2 separate regions of the Homo sapiens genome follow, and region 2 is linked to region 1. A link is a loop called in an ENCODE intact Hi-C map of the cell type or tissue named here. Cell type or tissue: mammary epithelial cell. All regions are shown on one strand.

Region 1 (5,000 bases):
GTACTTTGCAGATATTTTCTCCCAGTCTGTGGCTTGTCTTTTCATTCTCTTAATAACTGTTATATATTGTTCTGTTCTAGTTCATTAAAAAACAAAACTGGTCCTGAGGCACTAATTGATTTTAGAGCCCACTAAGAGGTCATAGTCTGTGGTTTAAAATTCAGTGTTTGTTCTGCTTCCATAATATTCACGTGATCAACATTAGTAAAGCAACCATTATTTCAAGCAGTAATTTTCTTTGTCTTTTTTTTTTTTTTTTTTTTTTTTTGAGGAGGAGTCTCACGCTGTCCTCTAGGCTGGAGTGCAGTGTGGCATAATCTCAGCTTACTGCAACCTCTGCCTCCCGGGTTTAAGCAATTCTCCTGCTTCAGCCTCCTGAGTTAGGTGGAATTACAGGCACGCACTGCCATGCCCGGCTAATTTTTTTTTTTTTTTTAGTAGAGACGGGGCTTCACCATGTTGCCCAGGCTGGTCTTGAACTCCTGACCTCAAGTGATCCACCGGGCTCAGCTTCCCAAAGTGCTGGGATTACAAGCACGAGCCACCACACCTAGCCTCAAGCAGTCACTTTCAATTTTTTTTTTTCTTTTTTGAGATGGAGTCTCGCTCTGTCATCCAGGCTGGAGTGCAGTGGTGCGATCTCGGCTCACTGCAAGCGCCACCTCCCGGGTCACGCCATACTCCTGCCTCAGCCTCCCGAGTAGCTGGGACTACAGGCGCCCACCACCACGCCCAGCTAATGTTTTGTATTTTTAGTAGAGACGAGTTTCACTGTGTTAGCCAGGATGGTCTTAATCTCCTGACCTCATGATCCGCCTGCCTTGGCCTCCCAAAGTGCTGGGATTACAGGCATGAGCCACCACGCCCAGCCAAAGTAATTTTCAATATTGATGAACAGTGGTGTCAGAATTGATACTGTTCTTTATTCTAGAGTATTATTTTCTAATTTTAATTTTTTATTATTTTTGAGAGGAAGTCTCACTCTGTCACTTGGCTCACTGCAACCTCTGCCTCCTGGGTTCAAACGATTCTCCTGTCTCAGCCTCCTGAGTAGCCGGGATTATAGGCATGTGCCACCACGTCGGGCTAATTTTTGTATTTTTGGTAGAGATGGGGTTTCACCATGTTGGCCAGGCTGGTTTCGAACTTCAGACCTCATGATCCACCTGCCTCAGCCTCCGAAAGTGCTGGGATTAAAGGCATGAGCCTCCACGCCTGGCCTTTTTAAAATTTTGAGACAGCTGGGCGCGGTGGCTCACACTTGTAATTCCAGCACTTTGGGAGGCCAAGGCGGGCAGATCACAAGGTCAAGAGATCAAGACCATCTGGCCAACATGGTGAAACCCCGTCTCTACTAAAAATACAAAAATTAGCCAGGCATGGTGGCGCATGCCTCTAGTCCCAGCTACTAGGGAGGCTGAGGCAGGAGAATCACTTGAACCCGGGAGGCAGAGGTTGCAGTGAGCCGAGATCGTGCCACTGCACTCCAGCCTGGGCGACAGAGCGAGACTCTGTCTCAAAAATAATAATAATAATTTTGAGACAAGAGTTTCACTTTGTCACCCAGGCTGGAGTGCAGTGGTTTGATCATAGCTCACTGCAGCCTTGACCTCCTGGGCTCAAGTGATCCTCCCTGCCTCAGCCCCCCACGTGTCTGGGACTACTGGCATATACTACCATGCCTGGCTAATTTTTTGTGCTTTTTGTAGAGATAGGGTTTCGCCATGTTGCCCAGGCTGATCTCGAGCTCCTGAGCTCGAGCAGCCTGCCCACCTCAACCTCCCAAAGTGCTGGCATACAGGTGTGAGCCGCCACACCCAACCTATTCTAGAGTATTCTTTAAGTTTTAGTGGATAGAATAAATGTGGTCAGCTGTATCACCTCTATATCCTGTAGTCATGACACATCTTGGTATTATGGAAAGCTGTATGAATTTCACATTTCTACAAGGTTTAAGATAGGTTCTCTCAAAATGCGTTATGCTTTTAAATACTGAAGGGACTATATACTAAGTAAATAATGCAAATAGAAGCTAAGGTGTCTATTTTGTATTCCCAGGAATACTGTATAATGTAATTTAAAATGTGAAATTATTAACGCAAGTAAAACAGTGATTAGAACTCAACAGAATTGATAAGGTTATTGAGATCTATTGTAGTGGCTATTTAACTTTGAGTAGATGCTACTCAGATATTTAAATATGTCTAGGCTGAGCATGGTGGCTCATGCCTGTAATCCCAGCACTTTGGGAGGCCAAGGCGGGAGGATAATTGAGCCCAGGAGTTAGAGACCAGCCTGGGCATAGACCCCATCTCTACAAAAAATAAAAAAAATTAGCTGTGGTGCGCTTTTACAGTCTCAGCTACTTGAAAGTTGAGGCGAGGGAGGATCACTTGAGCCTAGGAGTTCGAGGGTGCAGTGAGCTAGGATTGGTGCTGCTGCGCTCAGCCTGGGCAGCAGAGCAAGATCCTGTCTCTAAAAAAAAGAAACATTAAAAAAAATGGGTGTATAGCTGTCTCTGCCTTCGTAAGAGGGTTAAATATGTACTTCTACAGTCTTATTTATTTAGAAAAAAATTTTCATTGCTCTAAGGTTAATTTTATTCCTTTTCCAAAATAATACAAGCCCTAATTATGGAAATTGAACTTAATATGATCTTACTAAACTGTACCTTTATTTTCCTTGGAGTTAATTCTTCATCCCTAAAATTTGTGTCAGGGGAAGGGGGTAGTGCTGAACTCACCCCCGTTACCCTGCAGTGCCACCTTGTGGAAAGAAGCTTTAGCTCAAGCTTGTCCAACCCATGGCACCGGGCCACAGGAGGCCCAGGACAGCTTTGAATGCAGCCCAACACAAATTAGTAAACTTTCTTAAAACATCATGATATATATATGTTTTTTAATGATCTTTTTTTCTAACTCATTGGCTATCATTAGTGTTAGTGTATTTTATGTGTAGCCCAAGACAATTCTCCAGTGTGGCCCAGGGAAGCCCAAAGTTGGGACACCCCTGCTTTAGAGCAAGGGACATCCATTGTTTCTCTAGGTTTGAGTGAAATCTGCCGAATACCACATAGTTATGTTCAAGGCTCCTGACTTTCACACTAATTTTTTTTTTTTTTTTGAGATAGAGTCACTGTCGCCCGGGCTGGCGTGCAGTGGCGTGATCTTGGCTCACTGCAACCTCTGCCTCCTGGGTTCAAGGGATTCCACTGTCTCAGCCTCTGAGTAGCTGGGATTATAGGCAGGTGCCACCACGCCCAGCTAATTTTTTTTTGTATTTTTAGTAGAGATGGGGTTTCGCCATGTTGGCCAGGCTGGTCTCGAACTCCTGACCTCAAATGATCTGTCTACCTTGGTCTCCCAAAGTGCTGGGATTATAGGCATGAGCCACTGTGCCCAGCCTTACACTAACTTTTTTTAAGAATATTTTTCTTCTCTTTGATGTGGACTAATTCAGTGATTAGAGGGGTAAAATATTGTCTTTTCTACAGAGAACTTGAAGATGAGAAAACAGGCAAACACCTACCTGTCATGATTCAAGAAACCTACTATAAAAAGACATTTCGTGGCCAGGTGTGGTGCCTCACGCCTATAATCCCAGCACTTTGGGAGGCCAAGGTGGATGGATCACACGGTCAGGAGATCGAGACCATCCTGGCTAACATGGTGAAACCCCGTCTCTTCTAAAAATACAAAAAATTAGCCGGGCGTGGTGGCAGGCACTTTTTGTCCTAGCTACTTGGGAGGCTGAGGCAGGAGAATGGCGTGAACCCGGAAGGCAGAGCTTGCAGTGAGCCGAGATCGCGCCACTGCAGTCCAGCCTGGGCAACAGCGTGATACTCTGTCTCAAAAAAAAGGGACATTTTACGTATAATTGGGGGAGTTTATTGAGTGCTTCTTACGTGCCAGGCACTGCTTCAGGCACTACTGACACAGCAGGTAATTAACTGAAACTCTGCTCTCAAGAAGCTTATGTGTTCTAGTGACAACAGACAGAGGATAAACAAATATATACATAGATCAGGTGGTGGTTGAGTGCTAAGCAGAAATACATAAACCAGGGTAGGAGGACAGAGGGATGGAGTAGTGCTATTTTAGGTAGACTCTCGGTTAAGGAAAGCTTCCTTGCTAAGACACCATTCCAGCAGAGGCCTGAAAGAAGAGGGTAATACAATGTCAGTAGCTGAGTGAAGCGGTCTATGCAGAGAATAGCAAGTGCAAAGCCCCTGAGGCAGGAGTTGGCTTGCCCTGTTGAGGGAGGCAGAAGGGATGAAGAGTGTGGTAAGCACTGAGATCAGAGAGGTATGCATGTGTGTGTTGCAGGTCTTGCAGGGCCTCTTAGACAATAGTTAGGACTTTGAAATTTATTCTCAGAGAGGAAACCACGGGAAGGTTTTGAATGAAGTGATGTATCTGAAGGGTGAGAGTGGAAACAGATGAATGAGTTTGCTCTTGCAGACATCCTTTCTGAGAGGTGGTGGTGGCTCGGGCTTGGGTAGTAGCCAGGGAGACGAGTTATCAGTTTCTGGGTACGAGGTTGACAGTCTTGCTAATGGATTGTTTGTGGAGTATGAGAGAGAAGGGAGTTGAGCCAATCCTTTATTTTATTCTCCTTTTTCTGTGTGGATGACAGCAACTCCCAGGTGTGTTTTTCAGTCTTTGAGAGGCTAATTGAGGAAAGTGAGATGAAGCATTTAGGGTGATGGCTTAGACTTAGTTTTCCTTACAGCTCTAATGTTTCTGAGATTTTAAATTGGTGAACTGAGTTGCAATCAGGGCCAGAAGGGACCTTAGCATCAATTCTCATTTTGGGGTGCGTGGCCTGCTGGAAAGCTAAAGGGGTCTTCCTGGTGTTCACCCACCCTCACCCCAACTGATCCTTTCTGTGGCTTTTATGAGCTATTTACTCATAACCTACCAAGTGAGTTATTGCAAGTTACTAAAATTTAGTATAGCTTTTATCACCTTATTTCTCTTCAGTTATTTTTTGTTATCCCT
Region 2 (5,000 bases), 240 kb after region 1:
TGCTCCAGCTCTGCCCCACAAGACCCCACCTCTCCAGGGCCCGCAAGACCCCACCTCTCCAGCAGCCAGCAAATAGCAACAGAGGTCCTGGCATGGGGGTGACTCAAGCTCCTGGCCCTTTATTCCAAATGAATCAGGTGAGGCAAAGGATTAGTAGGAATGGCACTTTAGCCCAATGACAGACTTGGCTTTTGGGGTCGATGATTTTGGATTTTCTATCAGAACAACTTTTTGGCAGCAGACATCTGTTTAACGAACAGCATGAGATGTTATTCAGGCCTAACACTGACACCAGGAGAAAATAAGGAGAGGCTATTTTGAGCACTGAACTGAGATCAGGAATCAGAAGAAAAGCTGCTTTGGAGGGAGAAGCTGCAAAGGCTGAGACCTCAGTACGAAAGTCAAAGGTCAGAGGTTGGTCATCCATCATAACCACCTAAAATCCGGAGAGAAAGGAGGGAGCTGAGATTGGAGAGCCATGCCTGGGAACTGGGTGTGCAAGAGAACTTGGACAGGGGTGTGCCGAGCACTGCCCCAAAGCAGGCCAAGGACCGCCCTGAACTTCCCCACCTCTCTCACCGCCCTTCCTTTCCCTTTTCATGGACTAGCTCAAACGCAAAGAAAGCAAAAAAAACAATCAAACAAACACACTAACCTGATTCAGTTCTCAGGCCCAGGCCTTTAGTTTTTAGTCTTGAGTGAATAAATTCTTCTTTTTCCTTAAAAAAAAAAAAAAAAAAAAAAAAAGGCTCTCAGAACTCCTTTCTCTGTCTTTCCATTTTTCTTTGGCTAGAGCACAGCTCACGGTGTACTGGAGAAGTTTAGATGTGGATTTTCTGAGAAGCTAGTGACCCATCTCAAAGCTCGTTTAAAACCCTCTGAATGTGGTTAAAAGTTTTGTGCTTGAAACAGGATTTGAGAAGATGTTCAATAAACTTTGGGAGACGCTGTTTGTTTATAAATCCACAGAATAGGTCAGGCACAGTGGCTCACACCCATAATGCCAGCACTTTGGGAGGACGAGGTGGGTGGATCACCTGAGGTCAGGAGTTCCAGACCAGCCTGGCCAACATGGAGAAACCCCGTCTCTACTAAAAATACAAAAATTAGCCCAATGTGATGGTGGGCACCTGTAATCCCACCTACTTAGGAGGCTGAGGCGGGAGAACTGCTTGAACCCAGGAGGCGGAGGTTGCAGTGAGCCGAGATCACGCCACTGCACTCCAGCCTGGACAACAGAGTGAGACTCTGTCTCAAAACAAAAACAACAACAACAAAAAAAACCCTCCACAGAATATGATAAATATACCCCACCAGACATAGCCCACTCAAATGGAAAGTCAAAGTTTAAATGTTGCCGGGCACGATGGCTCATGCCTGTAATCCCAGCACTTTGGGAGGCCAAGGCAGGCGAATCACCTGAAGGTCAGGGGTTCAAGACCAGCCTGGCCAATGTGGTGAAACCCCATCTCTTCTAAACATACAAAAATTAGCCGGGTGTGGTGGCGGGCGCCTGTAATCCCAGCTACTTGGGAGGCTGAGGCAGGAGAATCGCTTGAACCAGGGAGGTGGAGGTTGCAGTGAGCTGAGATCATGTCACTGCACTCCAGCCTGGGCAACAGGAGTGAAACTCCATCTCAGAAGAAAAAAAAAAAAGTTAAATGTTTTTCTTCTGGTTTAGACTATTTATACTTCTTTCTTACACAGTTTATTTATAAGTATCCTGTTAAGAATTTTGAATTCTCTGCTGGGCATGGTGGCTTATGCTTGTAATCCCAACACTTTGGGAGGCCGAGGTGGGCGGATCACGAGGTCAGGAGATCAAGACCATCCTGGCCAACAGAGTGAAATCCCATCTCCACTAAAAGTACAAAAATTAGCTGGGCACGGAGGTGTGTGCCTGTAATCCCAGCTACTCGGGAGGGTGAGGCAAGAGAATCACCTGAACCTGGGAGGTGGAGGGTGCAGTAAGCTGAGATCGCACCACTGCACTCCAGCTTGGTGACAGAGCGAGACTCCGTCTCAAAAAAGAAAAAAATTTTTTTTTTTTTGAATTCTCAGGAAGAATGACAACACATCACAAAAACGGGTTTCTTTTTGAGGGTCTCACTCCTGTCACCCAGACTGGAGTGCAATGGCGCGCTCTCGGCTCATTGCAACCTCCGCCTCCTGGGTTCAAGCAATTCTTGTGCCTCAGCCTCCCAAGTCATGGGGATCACAGGCATATGCCACCACACCTGGCTCATTTTTATATTTTTAGTAGAGATAAGGTTTCGCTACGTTGGCCAGGCTGCTCTCAAACTCCTGGCTTCAAGTGATCCACCCCTCTCAGCCTCCCAAAGTGCTGGGATTGCAGAGCCATCATGCCCCACCTAAAAAAACCGGTATTCTCATAAAGATAAACACACACACCTATGTGTGTAAAACATGTACTTCTAGTTCTGGCTCTGCTGCTCACACATTGCATCCTTCAAAGTCTCAAGATCTGTGGTTCTACGAATGACCATTTCTTATATACAGTTACATATTAGTTTTTAAAACTATATGCATATATGTACATACAGTGCGGGGGATGGACTGAGACCCAGTACTACCACGTAACAAATAGCAAAGCAATATACTAAACACCTAGCACCCTCAAGTGGCCAACTGTGTTATTTCTCATTCTGATCTAAAACTTTTTTTTCTTTTTTTTTTTTTGAGACGAGTCTGGCTCTGTCACCCAGGCTGGAGTGCAGTGGCGCAATCTCCGCTCACTGCAAGCTCTGCCTCCCGGGTTCACGCCATTCTCCTGCCTCAGCCTCCCGAGTAGCTGGAACTACAGGCGCCCGCCACCACGCCGGGCTAATTTTTTGTATTTTTAGTAGAGACAGGGTTTCACCGTGTTAGCCAGGATGGTCTCGATCTCCTGACCTCGTGATCTGCCCACCTCGGCATCCCGAAGTGCTGGGATTACAGGCGTGAGCCACCGCACCCTTCCGTTCTGATCTAAAACTTAAACTTACCTTACTAAAAGTCAAATTCTGGTTTGCCCAGAACTGTTGATTCCATTCTTGTGTTTCTTGTCTTAATTTTCTAAGCTTTTGTTCCAATGGAGATTCATTTTCAGGTATGTAAAAGTGAACAGGTCGAAGGTTTGAATATTTATCTGGGGGTCCTATCCAATCATGGCAAGACTTTCTTGGAGGGCAGAATCTTGAGACCTTTAACAAAGTAAATTGGATTAACATATGACAAAATGAATCTCTAGTATTATAAAATGTACAATCTGGATTTATTTATTTACTTAGAGACGGAGTCTCGCTCTGTTGCCAGACTGGAGTGTAGTGGCGTGATCTCAGCCAAAGTGCTGGGATTACAAGTAGGAGCCACCACACAGGGCCTAGTTTCTGGTTTAAATAATAACAGCCCTTTCCCGAAACTCAACCACCTTTGCTAAGCTTTCTTTTTTTTTTTTGAGACAGAGTCTCACTCTGTCGCTCAGGCTGGAGGGCAGTGGCGAGATCTCGGCTCACTGCAAGCTCCGCCTCCCAGGTTCACGCCATTCTCCTGCCTCAGCCTCCCAAGTAGCTGGGACTACAGGCGCCCATCACCACGCCCGGCTAATTTTTTTGTATTTTTTAGTGGAGATGGGGTTTCACCCTGTTAGCCAGGATGGAGCTAAGCTTTCTTAAGCTAATGAGAGACCCTACCAGGCTAGGAGGAGGTGAGGAGTCTGAATTCTGGTAAGGTGCCAGCCATCATTCCAGAGGTCACAAGATCTGCAACTTCTCCAATTACTCCTGCATCTCTATTGCAGAACCTAAGATTGGCTTTTTGAGATATCTTTTCAGGTTTTTTGCAAGTCCAACGTGATGGCTCCTCCTGGACCCGCCCAGAAGCCACTCGGCATGCAGGAGGATGAGTCCCACACCCCTGTGATTGCACCCAGACCAATCGGCAGCAAGCACCCATTGCCTAGCCACCTCCACCCCTTCCTCCAAACTATTTTTGAAAAAATCTAGCCCCCAGATGCGAGGAGAGACTGATTTGAGTAATAACTCTTCCATGTAGCATGGCTGGCCTCACATCAATTAAACTCTTTCTTTTTTTTGAGATGGAGTCTCGCTCTATCGCCCAGGCTAGAGTGCAGTGGTGTGATCTTGGCTCACTGCAACCTCCGCCTCCCGGGTTCAAGCGATTCTCCTGCCTCAGCCTCCTGAGTAGCTGGGATTATAGGCATATGCCACCACGCCCGGCTAATTTTTGCATTTTTAGTAGAGATGGGGTTTCACCATGTTGACCAGGCTGATCTTGAACTCCTGACCTCAGGTGATCTGCCTGCCTCAGCCTCCCAAAGTGCTGGGATTACAGGCGTGAGCCACCGTGCCTGGCCCTAAACTCTTTCTTTACTGCAATGCCATGGTCTCCATGAACTGGTTTTGTTTGTGCAATGGGCAAGAAGAACTGTCAGGGAGTTATAGTGGGGGGACCCTGCTATTCAAGACCTGAAACTATACTGCTCATCGTCAGGGTTAAAATACACTGATTTGATGCTGGATCAATTTAGGAATCCTTTTTAGAAAGTAAAGGCAGGATTGCAATACAGACCTTCAACATTTTACCCATCAGTCTAAAAACTATATACAATCACCAAATATCCCATTAAAAAAATAAAACCTACATTTCTAGCCAGGTGCGGTGGCTCACGCCTGTAATCCCAGCACTTTGGGAGGCTGAGGTGGGTGGATCACCTAAGGTCGGGAGTTCGAGACCAGCCTGACCAACATGGTGAAACCCCATCTCTACTAAAAATACAAAAATTAGCCATGCGTGGTGGCCGGCACCTGTAGTCCCAGCTATATGAGAGGCTGAGCCAGGAGAATTGCTTGAACCTGGGAGGCAGAGGTTGCAGTGAGCCGAGATCGCACCACTGCATTCCAGCCTGGGCGACAGAGCGAGACTCCGTCTCAAAAAAAAACAAACAAACAAAAAACCAAAACCTAGATTTCTACAAATGT

The links. A loop is a pair of places that touch in the nucleus more often than their neighbours do. Peaks named below come from ENCODE experiments on the same cell type or tissue, not always from the same donor. Only the 100,000 strongest peaks of a DNase experiment are listed, where the experiment ranks them.
Region 2: a loop joins it to region 1, with 8 times the contacts of the local background. A loop is called at or near these places in 5 of 110 quality-filtered maps.

Annotation. Positions count from the first base shown.
Region 1 is chr14:103,806,363-103,811,362 of GRCh38, reverse strand. All of the region lies in intron 1 of PPP1R13B (protein phosphatase 1 regulatory subunit 13B), which reads left to right. Among named protein-coding and RNA genes, the nearest start is that of PPP1R13B, 39 kb to the left of the region's middle. RefSeq lists an enhancer at 4,371-4,470. In mammary epithelial cell, a CTCF peak has its summit at 2,764 (motif pointing left); a DNase peak (open chromatin) is centred at 2,772.
Region 2 is chr14:103,569,826-103,574,825 of GRCh38, reverse strand. It overlaps COA8 (cytochrome c oxidase assembly factor 8), which reads right to left. Exons shown (of 5, transcript NM_001370595.2): 2 at 3,006-3,203; 3 at 656-719. Among named protein-coding and RNA genes, the nearest start is that of COA8, 9.4 kb to the right of the region's middle. In mammary epithelial cell, a CTCF peak has its summit at 2,637 (motif pointing left); a DNase peak (open chromatin) is centred at 2,615.